Regions from separate parts of the Homo sapiens genome. Here region 2 is linked to region 1. Evidence: chromatin contacts called from ENCODE Hi-C or POLR2A ChIA-PET data. All regions are on one chromosome and are shown on one strand. Each heading gives the region's core, a stretch centred on a gene start or an enhancer-like site at or near the end of the contact. The rest is flanking DNA. Distances are from core to core; before and after follow the strand shown.

What was found. A loop is a pair of places that touch in the nucleus more often than their neighbours do. ChIA-PET counts read pairs that join two places held with the same protein, here RNA polymerase II (POLR2A). Pooled maps may share reads with other maps.
Region 2: a loop to region 1 is called in a pooled map, with 5 times the contacts of the local background. The contact joins the enhancer-like site here to the promoter of ANKRD36 in region 1. A Hi-C loop is called at or near these places in 18 of 168 maps with a recorded cell type or tissue (A673, CD4-positive, alpha-beta T cell, CD4-positive, alpha-beta memory T cell and 12 more), 27 of 37 single-sample maps with no recorded cell type and 26 of 50 pooled maps. POLR2A ChIA-PET finds 5 or more read pairs at or near these places in 11 of 52 experiments (AG04450, CD4-positive, alpha-beta T cell, CD4-positive, alpha-beta memory T cell and 7 more).

The regions. Positions count from the first base shown.
Region 1 is chr2:97,110,910-97,115,094 of GRCh38, forward strand. It overlaps ANKRD36 (ankyrin repeat domain 36), which reads left to right and starts at 2,244. Exons shown (of 76, transcript NM_001354587.1): 1 at 2,244-3,027. The coding sequence starts at 2,831. RefSeq lists enhancers at 1,694-1,793, 2,754-2,983 and silencers at 2,044-2,423, 2,504-2,633.
Region 2 is chr2:96,976,501-96,980,669 of GRCh38, forward strand. All of the region lies in intron 1 of FAM178B (family with sequence similarity 178 member B), which reads right to left. Among named protein-coding and RNA genes, the nearest start is that of FAM178B, 8.0 kb to the right of the region's middle. Within about 2 kb of position 1,336, at least 2 of the 41 ENCODE cell types and tissues checked have a DNase peak (open chromatin) inside an H3K27ac peak, as active enhancers do; they include dorsolateral prefrontal cortex, where a contact is called at or near this core.

The sequences.
Region 1 (4,185 bases), core at 994-3,493:
CTCTCAAGTCTGGTGAATGGCCCTTCTCACTGGTGCCTGGATGCCCTGTGTGCTCCTGTCATGCACACAACACAGCATAGTAAAATGCCTGGTGTATGTGTTTGTCTTTTCAATACTCTGAGCTCTGCTCATTGGCAAATCTCAGGACATAGCACAAGATGTGGCCCCTAAACGTTAACTGAATGAACGAATGGAATCACTGGTATCTCTTTAGCTTGAAGAATAGAAAGCCCTTGTAGGACAAAGACGATTGGGAGAAATGTGAAGTCTGGCGTGGACTCTGTCAGAAGACAGAACTGAACCAATGGATGGACTTAGAAGAGAGAGACTTCGGTTTCACATCAGGAATGATATCATAGTCAGAACTCACCACACACATAATAGGTTAGATGAGGGAGGAGGGAGTCCTTCATTGCAGGAGTTTTAAAGGTAAATACAAGAAATGGGAGGCACTTGGCCTGGCGCGGTGGCTCAGGTCTGTTAATCCCAGCACTTTGGGAGGCCGAGGCCAGTGGATCACAAGGTCAGGAGTCGAGACCAGCCTGGTCAAGATGGTGAAACCCTGTTTCTACTAAAATAGAAAAATTAGCCGGGTGCGGTGGTGGGCACCTGTCATCCCAGCTAATTGGGAGGCTGAGGCAGAAGAATCACTTGAACCTGGGAGGCAGAGGTTGCAGCGAGCCAAGTTTGAGCCACTGAACTCTAGCCTGGGCGACAGAGCAAGACTCCGTCTAAAAAAAAAAAAAAAAAGAAAGAAATGGGAGGCACTGAGTTTCTGGCTCAGTTTGCTGATGCCAGAAATACAGAGATGACTGATCAGTAAAATCCACTAAAAAGTGTGTGACAGGTTTCTTTTTCCTTATATTTTTCTTTTTTAAATACAAAAGTAATACCAGCCCACTGAAAATTTGAAAAGTATATGGCATTAAAAAGAGAAAAATAACATCTGATAATCCAACAAGATAAACCCTCTAAAATTTTTCTCTTTTTAAATGAATATAGTTAAGCTTGAAATAGAATTTTAAATTTATCTTGATGTTTTACTCAACAACGTAGAAGCATCTTTTATGTCATTATTTTAAGTCACAAGCACTTTTAGTGATGATGATTAAAAGAACCATTTGTTTTTTCCTTACTGTTCCCTGTTTTTAGATTTTTGGCTAGTGTCTAATTTTTCCCTGTTATAAATAATGCTGAGATGAACAGAATATGTAGATTTCTAATAATTTGCAAATGAACAGCATATGAAAAACATGAGCAAAAATTTTGCAGTTATAATTACTCAACACGTTTTAAATAAATTACTTTTATTTTGAGCGTTCATTCTTAAATATGTTATAGGAAGTAAGTAAGAAGCATTCCTTACTCCTTAGAATTTTGTTTATAAATTAGTGATGAATTGGAAAGGGTAGCTTGCCCCTGGAATTCTCTGATAAGCACAGGTGATGAGGAAAATGGAAAAATCCAAGAATTCCTTTGTCTTTCCTTAATAGTCAGCTTTAAGTGCAGTGCAGGCGTGCCCTCTAGCGGCCAAATAAAAAATAAAGAAATACGGGAAACCTTCAGCATTGTAACAATCGCACGTCCCCATCTAGTGGCTAACGTGTGTAAATGCAGCTTTTCTAATCACAATAGCGAATGTTACTTGATTTATATTTGTCTCATGAGGTGAAGAACTGGGAGGAATCTTAGAGATCACGTATTTCAACTTCCTCACGGAGTGGCATGCAGGCAGCAGCCTTGGGAACCCCGATTGCCCCTCCTCACACCTGCCCATCACAGGACTCGGGCGACAGGGTGGTGAAGTCAGGCTGTGGCCCCAGCGGCGCCACGAGGCCGAAAACAGGCGCTCAGCCTCATCCCCGTGGCTGCAGAGTGCCAAGCGTCAGGTCCTGCGCTCTGGGCGCGGGTCAGGAGCAGCTGGCAAGGGCAGCGCAGCCTGTGGGGCCCTTGGGCGCGGCCGGCCGCAGCTCCGGGAAGCCACGTCAGCCCACGGGCGCTGCAGCTGCAGCCGCCACCAGCACATGGAGCAGGGGTCCCCGAGGATTGGGAATCCCCGACCAGGCCTGCGCCTCCAGCCGCGCGGACCCCGGGGCCAGCCTGGCCGCGGCAAGTCAGGCAGTCTGCGGCAGGAGCGCCGGGCATGGGCTTCCGCCGGGGGTGCAGGAGGCGCGCACCCTCCGGCCGGATGGGGGCGCACTCAGGGCCCAGGAGGCCATCCCACGGGAGCCCCGCCAGCCCCCGCCGGAGCCCGAGCTGCAGTGCCGCCTACAAGTGGTGCGCTGGCTGCAGCTGTGGCAACCCCGGATCCCGTCCTCCCGCCTCGCACCCATCAGCGCGGACCCCGGGGGCGACGCAGTGGCGAAGTGGGGCTGTGGGCCCAGCGGTGGCACCAGGCGGAGAAGCACCACTCAACCCCATCCCTGGGCTGCAGAGGGCCCAGCGCGGGGGACTCCGAGCGTCGGGAGCCTGTGGAAGAGAAGAGCGCGCGGGCGACAGTTAAACAGGCCCTGGGGCAGGGCGCGCCTCGCGCTCCAGGGAGCCCCGCCCTCCCGCGGCACCTCCGCAGCAACCGCCGCCTGCACTGGGCGCGCGAGAGCTGCTAGGGCGGTTTCTCTGCCTCGGGCCTGTTGGGCAGGGCCGGCTAAGGTGCGCGTGCTCGCTGGTTCTAACCCTTCTGTTGGGCGTTTCTGCTGAGAGGCGGGAGGCGCTGAGAGTCTGTGCGGAGGTCCGTGGACAGACTGCTTTGCTCGTTGTTGCTCTTCGGAGGCGGCGATCCCCGAAGGCGAGCTGAAATACGGCTGCAGGCTACAATTTGCAGCCGACGATTATGGAAGACGGCAAGCGGGAGAGGTGGCCCACCCTCATGGAGCGCTTGTGCTCGGATGGCTTCGCATTTCCCCAATACCCCATTAAACCGTATCATCTGAAGAGGATCCACAGAGCTGTCTTACATGGTAATCTAGAGAAACTGAAGTACCTTCTGCTCACGTATTATGACGCCAATAAGAGAGACAGGAAGGAAAGGTAATGGGGGCCGGGAGCCGGGGCTGCGGGAGGAGGCCTGTGGATGTGGAGAAGTACCCCTTTCCAGGCTGAGGGCTGCGGGGCGGATGGTCCGGGGCTCGGGGTTTGGACGGGGGCTAGGGGGTGCCCGGCTGGGGTGGGAGTGAGTGGAGCGGGGCCTGGGGAGTGGCGGTATATGGGGTGGCGGGGTGTGGAGTGAGTTGGGGGATGGGAGTGGGGAGTAGGGGGTGCATGGGGTGGGGGCGTGAATGGGCTGAGGTGGACGGAATGAAGGCTTGGGGGGTAGGGGCGTGGACGGTGTGGGGTGGGGAGATGGGGTGAGGGTTCAATGGGATAGAGGACTGGAGGTGGGGGTGAGGGGTGGGGGTGAATGGGGTGGGGGAAAGGGGTGCAGAGGTGAGGGGGGCGAGTCCTGTCACCAAAGGGGCTGGACTTTCTTTCCTGGCAGGCTCAGCCGCACCTGGGATGTGGAAACCTTGGCGGGGGCGAGCACCCAGGTCATTTTCACAAGCAGCAAAACAAAAACAAAACTTCAGCTGGTTTCCAATCACTCACCATGCTGCTTCTTTATAAATCATTTTAAAGTGATTTCACTAATAAAATTCAGCATGTACAGCGTTTTATTTTTAACGTGCACATTTTAAAGCATAATGTTACATACATTATGGAAAGGTGCATAATGAGAGAAATCATTTCCATAATATATCAACTTCCTGGCTAAAAATTCTTTGGATAAAAATCCAATATTTATTTGATATCAATGGACACCTATGTCAATTTGGTTTTCACTGAGGGACCTTAGAGGGAAACTTTGAAGTGGGAAGATGGTCTGTGTTCTTGAATAGAAAGACACATTTTTCTAAAGTTCTGAGCTCTTTCTGTGTTTATAAATTTTACATAATCCAAATAAAGTTATCAAAGTGTTAACATTTTTGAATTACTCATGCTGTCTTTTACTATTGTGACGACATCAAGAAAACTTTTGAAATGGAGTCAAAAAAGACTTGCCTTTCTAGATATGAAAATGTGCTGTTAATTTCCACAAGTTATTTACTAACAGCTGAAACAACAAATCAGTGAATGGAACAGGTTAGAAAATCCAGGAACACACCAATATGTGTAAGAATTTATTAGGTTGGTGCAAAAGCAATTGCGGTT
Region 2 (4,169 bases), core at 86-2,585, 140 kb before region 1:
CAAAATCTTGCACACAAATATCCACAGCAGCATTATTCATAATAGTCAAAAAGTGAAAACAGGGCTAGGCATGGTGGCTCACGCCTGTAATCTCAGTACTTTGGGAGGCCAAGGCGGGCAAATCACTTGAGGTCAGGAGTTCAAGACCAGCCTGGCCAACATGGCGAAACCCCATCTTTACTAAAAATACAAAAAAAATTAGCCAGGTATGGTGGTGGGTGCCTGTAGTCCCAGCTACTCAGGAGGCTGAGGCAGGAGAATTGCTTGAACCTGGGAGGCGGAGGTTGTAGTGAGCTAAGATCATGCCACTGCACTCTGGCCTGGACAACAAAGGGAGACTCATTTTCAAAAAATAAATAAAATAAAATAAAATAAATAAACACATAAAACCTTCTAGAGAAACTCGATGTGGGCTGGGCACAGTGGTTCACACCTGTAATCCCCAGCACTTTGGGAGGCCAAGGTGAGTGGATCACCTGAGGTCAGGAGTTTGAGACCAGACTGGCCAACATGGGGAAACCCTGTCTGTACTAAAAATACAAAAATTAGCTGGGCGTGGTGGCAGGCACCTGGAGTCCCAGCTACTCGGGACGCTGAAGCAGGAGAATTGCTTGAACCCGGGAGGCAGAGGTTGCAGTGAGCCAAGATCACGCCACTGCACTCCAGCCTGGGTGACAGAGCAAGACTCTGTCTCAAAAAAAAAAAAAAAAAAAAAAAGTAAAGAAAATACAAAAATTAGCCAGGCGTGGTGGCATGAGCCTGTAATCCCCGCTATTCAGCAGGCCGAGGTAGGATAATTGCTTGAACCCGGGAGGTGGAGGTTGCAGTGAGCCGAGATCACACCACTGCACTCTGGCCTGGGCGACAGAGCGAGACTCCGTCTCAAAAAAAAAAAAAAAAAAAGAAAAACAACAACAAAAAGAAAAACGTGAACGACCGTGCCTTTTGGGAATTTTTTTTTTTTTTTTTTGGTGGGGAGGGTCAAGAATTAAAATTGCTCTTTAAACAAACTTTTACTTAGGGATCTCAGATGAGTCTGGAACATTTGCCAAAGACAAGAAAACTCTACCAACTAAACCAAGCAAACGTTTTAGTGTTGCAAAGTCCATAGGGATGGTAAGAATAAAATAGGAGAAGCAGCAGAAACTGCTGATGCACCAAGAAGAATTCCATACAGCAAAGGCTGCACGCAATGGGGGAGGGGGAAGGAGGGAAGGATATTTCCTCCTTTTTAGATCAGTTTCTTTTCTGAGCACAAGTGCTTTCTGTGTCATCCTAACAATGTAAGAGCCCACTAAGTTTAGGACGCATAATACCGGCCTTTGTTCTACTCCAGCGTTGACGGTTTTTGCTGTTCCAGTTTTGGCTGCTTCTCAAGATCACGAAGCCCAGGGCACTCTGCAAGGGTTTCTGCAAGTTCAGCAGTTCATCGCTGGAGGGTGGGGCGGGCGGGGGAGGGGGGCGACCGGCAAGAGGGAGCACTTTGAAGTCCATCAGAGGAGAAAACGTCATTGCTAACGGAAAAAAAATGACACAACTTCTCAACTATTCCTCTTCATCCTCACATGCGTCTTCTCCACACTGATGACTCAGTTCTCTTCTTTCCTCACCTTAGTGCACGGAAGTCGTCTCATCTCAGCATCCTAGCACTCAGCCCATGGCCTGATGCAGAATGGATTCTCAGAAAATTAGGTGTTTGGCACTACTATACATTGACATGCACCATACCAAATGTTTGAATGCTTCTATGAACATCATCTTCCTTGACTTTTACATACACAAAATCACACACACATTTTTAAAAAAATAGATTCAGAGGGTACATGTGCATGTTTGTTACATGAATATACTGCATACTGGTGAGGTTTCGGCTTTTAGTGTGCCCATCACCTGAATAGTGAACATTATACTCAACAGGTAATTTTTCAATCCTCACCCCGCTTTCAACCTCCCCACTTTTGGAGTCCCCAGTGTCTGTGGCTTCCTTCTGTACATCCAAGTACACCCAGTGTTTAGTTCCACTTGTAAGTGAGAATATGTGGTATTTGACTTTCTGTTTCTGAGTTATTTCATGTAGGATACAGGCCTCCAGCTCCATCCTTGTTGCTACAAGAGATATGATTTCTTCTTTTTTTTTTTTTTTGAGACGGAGTCTCACTTTGTCACCAGGCTGGAGTGCAGCGGCGTCATCTTGGCTCACTGCAAGCTCTGCCTCCCAGGTTCACGCCATTCTCCTACCTCAGCCTCCCGAGTAGCTGGAATTACAGGCGCCCGCCACCACGCCCGGCTAATTTTTTCGTATTTTTAGCAGGGACGGGGTTTCACCATGTTAGCCAGGATGGTCTCCATCTCCTGACCTCGTGATCCGCCCGCCTCGGCCTCTCAAAGTGCTGGGATTACAGGTGTGAGCCACTGCACCCGGCCGATTTCATTCTTTTTTATGGCTGCATAGTATTCTATGGTGTATGTATCACTTTTTTTTTTTTTTTTTTTTTGAAACAGAGTCTTGCTCTGTTGCCAGGCTGGAGTGCAGTGGTGTGATCTCAGCTCACTGCAACCTCCACCTCCCAGGTTTAAGCAATTCCCCTGCCTCAGCCTCCTGAGTAGCTGGGACTACAGACACACACCACCATGCCTGGCTAATTTTTTGTATTTTAGTAGAGATGGGGTTTCACCACGTTGGCCAGGATGGTCTCCATCTCCTGACCTCGTGATCTGCCTGCCTCAGCCTCCCAAAGTGCTGGGATTACAGGCGTGAGCCACTGCGCCCAGGCATTTTTTTTTTTTTTTTTTTCCTGAGACAGAGTCGCACTCTGTCATCCAGGCTGGAGTGCAGTGGTACGATCTTCACTCACTGCAACCTCAATTTTTGTACTTTATTAGTAGAGACGGGGTTTCATCATGTTGGCCAAGCTGGTCTCAAACTCCTGACCTCAAGTAATCTGCCCGCCTTAGCCTTCCAAAGTGCTGGAATTACAGGCATGAGCCACTGCACCCATCCTATATCACATTTTCTTTATCCAATCATCTGTTGATGGACACTTAGGTTGATTCCATAACTTTGCTATTGTGACTAGTGCTGTGATAAACATATGAGTGCAAGTGTCGTTTTGATATAACAATTTATCTTCCTTCAGGAAGATACCCAGTAGTGGGATTGGTGGGTTGAATGGTAGTTCTGTTTTTAGTTCTTTGAGAAATCTCCATACTGTTTCACATAAAGGTTTGACTAATTTACATTCCCACCAACTGTGTATAAGTGTTCCCTTTTCTCTGCATCCTCACCAACATTTGCTATTTTTTGACTTTTGAGTAACAGCCATTCTGACTGACGTGAGTCGGGATTGCACTGAGTCACATTTCTGTTGAGAATGTACCTACATATCATATTGATGGGTCACAGGGAATAGGTATGTCCATTATAGTAGATAGGGCTAAACAGTTTTAAAGTTTTATCCTCCTACTAGCCACATGTCAGAATTCTCCTGTTCCATCCTTGTCAATACTTGAGATTGCTGGTATCTTAAATGTTTGCCATTCTAGTCAGCGTGTAATGGTGTTTCTTTGTGGGGTTTTTTTGTTTGTTTTTTTGAGACAGAGTCTCTCTCTGTCACCCAGGCTGGAGTGCAGTAGTGCGCAATCTTGGCTCACTGCAACCTCCGCCTCCCCGTTTTAAGCAATTCTCATGCCTCAGCTTCCCAAGTAGCTGGGATTACAGGCATGCACCACCACACCCAGCTAATTTTTGTATTTTGAGTAGAGACAGGGTTTCACCATGTTGCCCAGGCTGGTTTAGAACTCCTGAGCTCAAGTGATCCTCCCACCTCGGCCTCCCAAAGTGCTGGGATTACAGGTGTGAGCCACTGTGTCCGGTCTCCTTATGTAATTTAAAATTTAATTTTAAAAAGAATTTTGGAGATGAGGTCTTGCTCTGTCACCCAGGCTGGAGTGCAGTGGTGTGATCATAGCTCACTGCAGCCTAGAACTCTTGGCCTCAAGCAATCCTCCTGCCTTAACTTAGCCTCTTGTGTAGCTACAACTACAGATTCATGCCATAATGCCCAGGCAATTTTTTATTTTTTGTAGAGGTGGAGGTCTTTCTATGTTGCCCAGGTTGGTCTCAAACTTCTGGGCTCAAGTGATCCTCCCACCCTGGCCTCCGAAAGTGC